Regions from separate parts of the Homo sapiens genome. Here region 1 is linked to region 2. The links are chromatin contacts, found by Hi-C or POLR2A ChIA-PET in ENCODE. All regions are on one chromosome and are shown on one strand. The core of a region is the stretch at or near the end of the contact, and the rest is flanking DNA. Distances in the headings are between cores, read along the strand shown.

What was found. Hi-C counts contacts between places; a loop is a spot of excess contacts on that map. ChIA-PET counts read pairs that join two places held with the same protein, here RNA polymerase II (POLR2A). Pooled maps may share reads with other maps.
Region 1: a map of B cell shows a loop between it and region 2 (2.8-fold over the local background). The contact joins two enhancer-like sites. A Hi-C loop is called at or near these places in 3 of 168 maps with a recorded cell type or tissue (B cell, MCF 10A and breast epithelium), 1 of 37 single-sample maps with no recorded cell type and 2 of 50 pooled maps. POLR2A ChIA-PET finds 5 or more read pairs at or near these places in 6 of 52 experiments (AG04449, AG04450, BJ and 3 more).

What each region holds. Positions count from the first base shown.
Region 1 is chr15:32,868,021-32,872,821 of GRCh38, forward strand. All of the region lies in intron 16 of FMN1 (formin 1), which reads right to left. Among named protein-coding and RNA genes, the nearest start is that of GREM1-AS1, 150 kb to the left of the region's middle. Within about 2 kb of position 2,576, at least 2 of the 41 ENCODE cell types and tissues checked have a DNase peak (open chromatin) inside an H3K27ac peak, as active enhancers do.
Region 2 is chr15:32,832,190-32,836,947 of GRCh38, forward strand. All of the region lies in intron 17 of FMN1 (formin 1), which reads right to left. It also overlaps the pseudogene LOC107984761. Among named protein-coding and RNA genes, the nearest start is that of GREM1-AS1, 120 kb to the left of the region's middle. Within about 2 kb of position 1,307, at least 2 of the 41 ENCODE cell types and tissues checked have a DNase peak (open chromatin) inside an H3K27ac peak, as active enhancers do.

The sequences.
Region 1 (4,801 bases), core at 1,326-3,825, 37 kb after region 2:
AAACTTACACATGTGCAGTATGGATATTAGTGTCTTGACAGAATTTGGCTGTAGTACATGTACACTCATGTACCTCAGAATGATGCTTCTGTCAATAATGGACCACATATAAAACAATGGTGCCATAAAATTATAATGAAGCTGAAAAATTCTGATAGTCCGGTGATGATGTAGCCTTTGTAACACTGTAGAGCAAGGCATTACCTTTCCTTTGTTTAGATACACAAATGCTTACCATTGTGTTATAATTGCCTACAGTATTCAGCAGAATACTGAATACAGTTACAGTATAGTACAGCCAGTAGTACTGTAATATACTGTTAACTATATTCAGTATTCTACTGAATAATGTTGGGGACTGTAACAGTATAGAAACCTGTGCAGATTTGTAGCGTAGACGCCATAGGCTATACCATCTAGCTTAGGTGTGAAGTAGGCTACACCATCTATGTTTGTGTAAGTACACTCTATGATGTTTGCACAATGATGATATTGCCTAACGACACATTTCTCAGAACATATCCCAGTTGTTAAGTGACACATGACTGTATGTATGTATATGTAGACACAGACATATGCACATACACCGACACGTGAAAAACATCTCTCTTCATTTGTATAATACATGTAGATGGAGGCAGGGGCTGGAGAAGACACAAGTACACTGACATTCACTCATTCACCCACTTTCACTCACATTCACTCATTCAGATACGAGATACACATTTTTTTTTAAATCCCTGTCCGGGTTCCATAAACATTCATACATTCAAAATACTTACCAAGTATCTGCTGTATGCCACTGAGCTAAATGTTGGGGACAAATATTTAATGAGACCTACTGGTCATTTCTCCTCTAAAAAACATTCACAGTCTAGCAACAATGAGAAACAAGGAAATGAACAAATTGTGATATAGTGTGGTGTGATGGAACGCTGGGTATAGGCCTCTATTTCAGACTGGGCCAGGAGTTAGTAGCCAGGAAAGGCTCTCCAGGAGAGAAAACTTATGAGTTGAACTGCAAAGGTCAAGGAGGAGCTAGCCCTCAACCACAGTGAGGAAAGAGAATTAAGGTGAAATGTCATGAATAAAAGTAATACATGATGAGAACGCACGGGCCATTTGAATGAGTTAAGTGGTGTAGCATGTCTGGAGCTGTGGGACCTTCTCTCCTCAGATCACTGGTGTTCTGCATTCAGATTTTGGTGTAAAGGAAAGAGTGTGCGTAGGGGAGAAAAGCTTCTGGGCCCCAAAGGTATCCCAGGTTACACACTCAGGTGAACGGTGAAAAGGCTGGTGACCAGCCTGGTTAGGAAAAGTGTCACAGACATAAGGGGCTTGCAATTTTACTTAAAGTAGTTAGGAAAAGTCTCACTGTGAAGCTATTTGACTAGAGATTTAATCAGAGTAAGGGAGGGAGTCATGAGCAAGCTCGAGGTGGAAAATCAAAGGTGTTATTTAGAGCACATTAAGTTTGAAATGTGAATTAGACACTCAAGTATATATAAAAGTCTGCAGTCTGGGACTCATGGCTGGAGTAGACACACATGCCAGGAAGTCATTGGTATAAAATTGGTATTTAAAGTGATAGCAAAATATGAATTGCCATGGGGAGAATACAGCCAAGGAAGAGAAGGTGTTGCAGGACAAACCCTGGGGCATGTGCACAGTGGAGGAGAGGCCAGCAATGAACAGAGAAGAGCTGGTCAGTAGGAAAGTGAAGGTCTGGAGTTACATGACCTGAGAAGAAAACAGAATTGCAGGAAAGAAAGAGCAGTCAGCTCTGTGCAGAAGGATCAAGTGAGATGAAGACAGAGAAATAACACTGATTCTAGTGACACAGAGGTCACTTGTAATCTCAAAAGCAGTTCCAGGGAAGTTGGGGGTGCGGGGAAAAAGCCAGCTTGGAGAGGCGTGAGGTAAATGGAGAAAGATTCTGTAGCCACTTGTTTAAGAAGTTAAGCTACAGAAAGAACGCCAAAATGGGGAAGTCGTTGGAATTAAGCCTAAAAGATAGCTCTAGTTTTCCTGGTCAAGTGCTAAAGATCAAATGAGGCCATGGAAGTGTTGTTTTCTTGGTGACTTTAAAACTGATTTAGTTCTTATCTGCCTGGGATGTTTTTGATAGTTTCCTTTCATGGTAGTAGGACTCCTTAGAAAGATTCTTCCTTTAATTTTTCAAGAAAACTCCCAAAGCCATCATGTCATAAAAATCATTCCATACAAGAAGATATTCTCTAGGGCTACTTTGATCACGTGCAGAAGAGGTCTAGCCCTTTACAGAGCGGCTGCCTCTTTCTCCAGAGGAATGTTCCATAAAAATAAACCCACCAGGAAGCTGGAGTCCAGGGGAATCCCATGATTCTGATTCACTCCACTGAGGGAGGCTGCCCAAGATCAAATTCACCTTAATGTACCATGATTGGGAGTGAGTATTCTCCATGAAAAAATTTAAGCAGAGGTGACAGGGCCAAGTGAGGACATGCTAGTGCGCTTTAGGACTTTTGGAAAGACTTGCAAAGCTGGGCCACTGACTACAGCCTTTGCACGGAATTGTCTAAAGCACCATTCAAAGGTCCCGCCTACCAAACGTCACAGCTGAGTCAGAATTTCCACTGTGATGATTATGTGGTTACGGACGCAGCCTCGGTCTGCGAGACATTAGCATGAAACATATTCATTAATCACCTACCCATGACGAGGCCTAAATATAGATGGATTGGGCATGATTTGATTTATAGGGTGTTAAGCGATTCAAACATTTATTCAAAAACATCCCTTTCACTGGTCCCCACAAAAATCGCCACCATGAGAAGCCTTCCCTTGAATTAAAGATGGTAACTCCAGAAATTTCATTAGAAATGCATATGTATTCGTTGAAAAAGAAAACATTGTCAAGAATAATTTAATGCTTTAGTAGAAATGTATTTCTAAGATTGGTTTAGGAGGTAGGGGATTTCAAAAACAATAGGTAGGAAAGTTGTGTTAACATGGAAGAAAAAGGCACATACTGCAAGCTCTGGCATCGAGGTGGACTGTGTGGCAGGGGTCCTAGGCAGGCAGCCCAGGCATGGAGGTACCGGGCCTCTGAAGGGGAAGGGAACTCATCTTCGGGAGGAGAGCAGCGACTAACTTCTAAAAAGTATTAGGAAGGTAACATATACACACAAAGACATTTGAAAAACATTTTTAAAACAGCAGAAAAAACAAATCGGTCATGACACCATGACCAAAACACAGTCACCATCTAAGACTTGCATACTTTCTCTTTCAGGGTCTGGGCCTCGGTATCGCGCTCCTTGCCCCTCCATCATTTTATGGGGGTTGCCTTACTTATATTTGATAAAGAATTTTTTTGTATTTTGATTCTTTCTATTAACATATCATGCACACATTCTCCTGTTATTTCACAAACTCCACAAGCATGTTTAACAGCCATATAAAATTTCATCAGGTAGGCATGCCATAGCTCACTTAATTCTCCTGTAGTTGGATAGTGAAATCCTTTCTACCTTATTCTCATGGGGAGTCAGGCTTGAGCCACATCTGTGTCCATACAAACTTATTCTAGGTTGAGGGTCATTTCTTTAGGAAATGACCTAAAGATACAAGATACAAAGATAAAAGATACAAGAAATGAAATTATAGGTAAAAAGGAAAAACCTTTGTAGAATTCTTGATATTAGTGGTCAAACTGTTTTTGGTACAAAATGGGTTGTACCACAATGGGAGAGATGAAGGGGAGAGATTTTGGAAATAAAACCATTTTCTGTACCACTCTGCAGAGGTGGCTGGCTCCATGCAAGCTAGAACGGTGCCTGTCACTGTCATGTAGGGACTACGGTCATCACATTGGAAGTGCAAAACTCTGGAATGGAAAACAGTAAGAGGACCATCCATCCACTGAAGTAATTTACTCAAACACAAGACCATAACTGGTGATATATGAGAGTTGATATAGAAATTGGGGATTAATCACAGCATAAAACTAGGTTTGAGGCCTGTGCATGAAAGTAGCTCTTTTTTTTTTTTTTGAAAGGCCCTAATGTGTCACGTTTAATTGGAATGTAAATTATGCTACTGTCAGCACTAGCAAAGCTGTCTGAACTTGGGGGAAGTGTACAGCAAACTTACATCAAACACTCAGAGTTTTGTAATATACATTTATATAATTATGAGCACACAAAATTTTAAATGCTCAGACTTTCCAATCAACAATATCAAGTAATCATTTGGACATACGATTGCAATTCAAGTCATTTGTGAAGAACATATAGAGCCTATATTTTGGGGCACTCCCATTGAATAGTACTTCAAGAAGCATACAGGTATCATTAGTGCAAGACAATGGTTAAAAGTCAGCAAAGGCAGAGCAAAGTTGTTAGCTAGAACGCCTCACTCCTCCCAAAATTATAGCAACACATCTTATCCACTGCTCTAATCAGGAAAATAGTACTCCTATAGGAATGCTTAAATACTAAATATGTCCTCTGAAGTCAAAATGCATATTTTGTGGCAATTTTTACTAGAATTGAGGATTCTCTCACACATACACGTCTTGAAGGCCACAGGCCTGAGCCTCTTTATGAATCAAGGAAATCAGTAAGAGGAAGAGGTATTACAGCAATGCTGGTCTTAGGACTAGTCCCCTTCCAGCAGTGCAACAGCTGGCTACAAAGAGGCCAGTGATTAAGATACACAAGGCCTATTAGTAAAAAGCAACCTGTCCCCACATTGCTCCACCAGGACAGCTGCAAGTCTTCCACGGTTTCTCTGACCTCTGAGCCCATGTTCCCGTTTC
Region 2 (4,758 bases), core at 57-2,556:
TGTTATGCAAATAATGGTAGCAGGGAAGACATATGAAAAAACATTGACCCTTCTCAAAGCCCGATGGATTTAATGCTTTTGTTAATTCTGAATTCCAAGTCTAGGGGTTGTCTGTTTGTGGTGTATAAAATAAAATACTATATGCCTGCCTCAACTTTCCTTCTGATGAAGCTGTAATTTGCAAAGGAGCTATTGTTCCTCTATGGCTTCCCTAATTTTTCTTCACAGACAACTGTGCTTCAGTGTGGAGAGGGGTTTCAGTGTATTGGCTGTTGAGATGATGCTGTGAGTATTTTCAAGGCAGAGGGGGCTGGGTGCGGTGGCTCACACCTGTAATCCCAGCACTTTGGGAGGCCGAGGCGGGCAGATCATGAAGTCAGGAGATCAAGATCATCTTGGCCAACATGGTGAAACCCTGTCTCTACTAAAATACAAAAAATTAGCCAGACATGGTGGTGAGTGCCTGTAATCCCAGCTACTTGGGAGACTGAGGCAGGGGAATCGCTTGAACCCGGGAGGTGGAGGTTGCAGTGAGCTGAGATCGCGCCACTGCACTCCAGCCAGCAGAAGGAAGAGCTTTTTGAGATGGAGACTCAGGTAGTGCTTGGAATTGCTGATAATCCAAGGCCTGATGATACGGGGGTTATTTGCTGAAGCTTCTATTTCAACTCTCCTTTATGACCCCGGGTTACCTAAATATGTTGCCTTCTAATGTTGTTTTGTGAGAGGTAGGAAGTAGGGTAGACATCATCAGTCTTAGATTTGTCAATGGGAGAAAACCAAGGGACAGACTTTTTTGCCGCCATTTTGTCCTTCTAAAGTGTTAGCTCCTTTTTCCCACTTTACAACTCCTCCTTTCTCCCCTCCTCCTCTGCTCTGCTCTTCTCCACCGCCACCACTCCCAGCAGCTGTTTATTAAATGCCCACTGCATGCTAGCTTTCTAATTTCTTCTTGTCTCTAATGGTCATATTTTAGGATGTCATTCCTCTACTGACAGCTACCACTTCTAGAGTAATCCTAACCTGTAATTCTTTTCTTAGAGGATAAGTAGAAAATACGTAATGGGAGGTGGGGGGAAATGGTTTTGATCTTCAATTAGTGTAACTGATAGGGAGGAAAGGGCTTGGGTTAAGGGAATGTCTTATGAAGCAGCAGCTGTTTTATAAGGGACTCATCTGGAGAAGTGGGGTGTATCCTCTACTGATAAGGGAGAAGACCCACAGAAAGCCAACTAGCATCAAAACAGCCCCAGCATCCAAGCACAGAGGAAGTGAGCCTTCTGACCCCCATGATCTAATAAGCCCCAATATTAGTCCATACAGGAGATGAGCAACATCCCAGGGTGAGTGAGTCAGTCACTCAAGTCCCCGGCCCAAAAGTGTAATGGACTTTGTTTTATGGTTTAATGGACATTTAGCTGAGTTAAAAGGGTTAACAAGTCTGAACACTTCTCTGAAACCTGATGAGATATCCAAGCATCTTTTTTCTGAAGGTCTCCATTGAAAATACCACTTATGAGTAACTTCTGTAAAGAAAACCCATCTGAAAATACCAGAGATGAACCAGCTGCTTTTTTCCCCCTGAACTCTTAGCAAATGATCTAAGGGCTTAAACACATTAAAGGCCACAATTTCAACTTCTGGAATCAATAGGGCAAAGGAATGTGGGCATATTCATTTAAATATGAATTTGCTGACTCCATTCTTACTCTCTTGGGTTCCTCCATAAGCCCAGACCTTACACTAAAAGGCAGCTACTTCTCACACTGCAGCAGGATTTTGAGAACCATCGCCCTTTGTCATCTTCACCCTGACCCTTCTCATCATTTTTTCTGATTCTCAGAACCTCCTGGCATTTATTTCCAATTCAGTTCTGTTTCCTTTCACCAACTCAGGTTAGTTGAGGCTGGACCCTAGCATGCCTGTTTTGTCATACTCTGATGAAAAGCAAATTAAATTCTTGGATGGTAAACTCTTTTCTTAAACTTCTGTCTGGTTCTTTGGAAAAAAATTAAAAATTATATTTCTGTTAATATCAACCAAAATATTGAATCCATCTCAGGATCCTACATCCCTTGACCAACAAGCTGATAAAACTGCCTAGCTCATCTTAGTCAACCTCTTCCTCTCACATGGTGTGTGGAACAGAACTTGGTCTCCCTTGGGCTTCAGTAGTAGCAAATTGAGGAAGTAAGACCTTAATTACATATAACCATGTTTCCACCCTACGTTAGCTCTGTTCCCTTGCCCTTTCACATTTCAAGCTGCCTCAAGGAGGAAAAAATCAGACAGATAAAACACAAACAAAAGACAGAAAACAGGAGCTCAAGGGCTAAATCAAGACTATTAATAGTTCCTCCAAACAAAGAAACCGACTGCCATCATCCAAGCTCTGTTCATCTAATTCTTCCTTTCTCCAAATGTGGCTGAAACTCATCTCCCTTTTAGCCTTCTCTTACTCCCACCGTTATTATTTTCAGCAATTTTTCCCTAAGACAAGGCAGCAGCAGCAAGAAGTGAGAAAATAAAGGTAATCTAGGTAGTACCTTTCTTTGAACAAATAGTTTTCCATCTTTTTCTTATTTCCACTGATCTTGAAAACAGAATCACTGTTTAAAGGGGAGAAGCCCTAGTTCCCTCTGATCACCTTGGTTAATTTTAGAATGGGTGCTTCATATTCACCACACAGAGAAATCTAAGGCTTTTATTCAGGTGAACCCTTCAAAATGATAACATTATGACACCAAAGCTTTTAAAAGTCTTGCTGTTCTGAAACTGCCATTGCAGTTTGGCTTTGTGGCTTTGGATACTCTCAGAGGGAAGGCATCACCTTTGTTAGAGTTTGTGAATTTAAATTAGTTTGGGTTTGTTTGGAAGCAGAGCAACATCAGAAAATCCAGTCCCTTTCTACCTAAAAGCACAAGGCTGCTAGTGAGCAGGCCCATGAGGAAGAGCTGGAGGAGAGGGCAGGACACAGGGATGTCACCCAGCCTAGCTGGGATACGTGTCAGGCCTGACCACGTAATCACAGATACTCATGAACAAGGGAAAGCAGACTATTCAGATACAATGAAAACTGATTTTAAATAAGAGGCATCTCTTATTTTATTATTTTTTCTAAATCGTGGCTCTAAAAAAATAAACTTAGAATTATTTTCCTCTTCCAAAGTGAAATATCTTTTTCTTCCTGGCTTAGACCACCAACCAGGTTTCTGCTGCCGGAAGCCGGGAAAATACTGGATATTCTTTGAGGAAGCCTGATCAGATGCCCTATTATCCCAATTTCCAAACCAAAGATGCTTGGAGATGAAGACACACTTTTTTGGTGTGTGTTCTAAGTTGCAACCTCAAAAACTTGGCAGTTTTCTCACCATGGACTGTGATTTCCATGATGTGATGGTTTGGAAGGGTTTGTTTTCAAATAGATGTTATGGGGTGATTCCAAGGGAATTCTATTTCAATCCTCCTGAGTTGACAACCTTTCCTTCTTAAGTGTAACTTTGGTGTTCAGATAACCTTGGGACACAGACAAGGAAGATTCCCAGTGGTAAATGTCTGTGTGGTACAAAATGGGAAGGCAGAAAGTGAAGCTTGTAAAGTCATGAAAATAAGAAAGAAAGAGCTTTTCATGCATTATCTTTCACACTGTTCTTCTTTTTCTGTTTTTATTTTATTATTATTATTTTTTTGAGACAGGTTCTCACTCTGTTACCCAGGCCGGAGTGCAGTGGCATGATCATGGCTCGCTGCAGCCTCAATCTTCTGGGCTCAAGTGTTCCTCCCACCTCAGCCTCTCTGTACCTGGGACTACAGATGCATGCTATCATGGCCCAGCCAGTTTTTAAAATTTTTTGTAGGATGTGGCCTCCCTATGTTGCCCAGGCTCGTCTTGAACTCCTGGCCTCAGGTGATCCTCCCACTTTAGCCTCCCAAAGTCCTGAGATTACAGGTGTGAGCGACTGCTCACAGCTGGGATTACAAGGCTGCTCACTAGCAGCCTTGTGCTTTTAGGAAGAAAGGGACTAGATTTCTGATGTAGCTCTGCTTCCAAACAAACCCAAACTCATTCAAATTCACAAACTCTAAAAGGTGATGCCTTCCCTCTGAGAATGTCCAAAGTCACAAAGCCAACTGCATGGCGGTTTGGGAATGGCAAAACTTTTAAAAGCTTTTGGTATCATAATTTACTTTTATTTAGGAGGATAGTATAGTTCACATTTTCTCCTTTTTCACAGGTTCTATTTAGTGTCATTTATAGTAGCAATAATTCATATTCTAACTTAGCTTTACCTCAGCAACTCTTTCTCCCCTTACTTTTAGTCTCAGTACTACAAATGCCCGCATGCTTTCTCCCCAGAACCGAGGCCTTCATATTTTTCTCCCTAAGCTGTATATGTCTTACAAACTTGTAAAATGAATGTAAATGAATGTAAAACTTTCCCCTTGTTTGGTGAAGAACAAGAGGATACACCCATTGCTTGAGCATACATCTCCCTCAGTCTCTCTCTTTTTTTTTAGAATGCAAAGTATTTTCTTTTTAAACTTTTAAAATCTGAAAACAAGCTAGCCTATGTTAAATAACATAGTTTCCAAAGCTGAACGTGCTCACTTGGAGCCCAGTTTTCTGCTTCAAATACAAACACAACTTCCTGACACTCCTAGGTGGGAACACTACTGTTTGACGATCTGTGATTAGATGAACTGATCGATCTCAGTGGGTAACATTCCTTTATTTTTTCCTTGGTAAAGGTTTAAAAA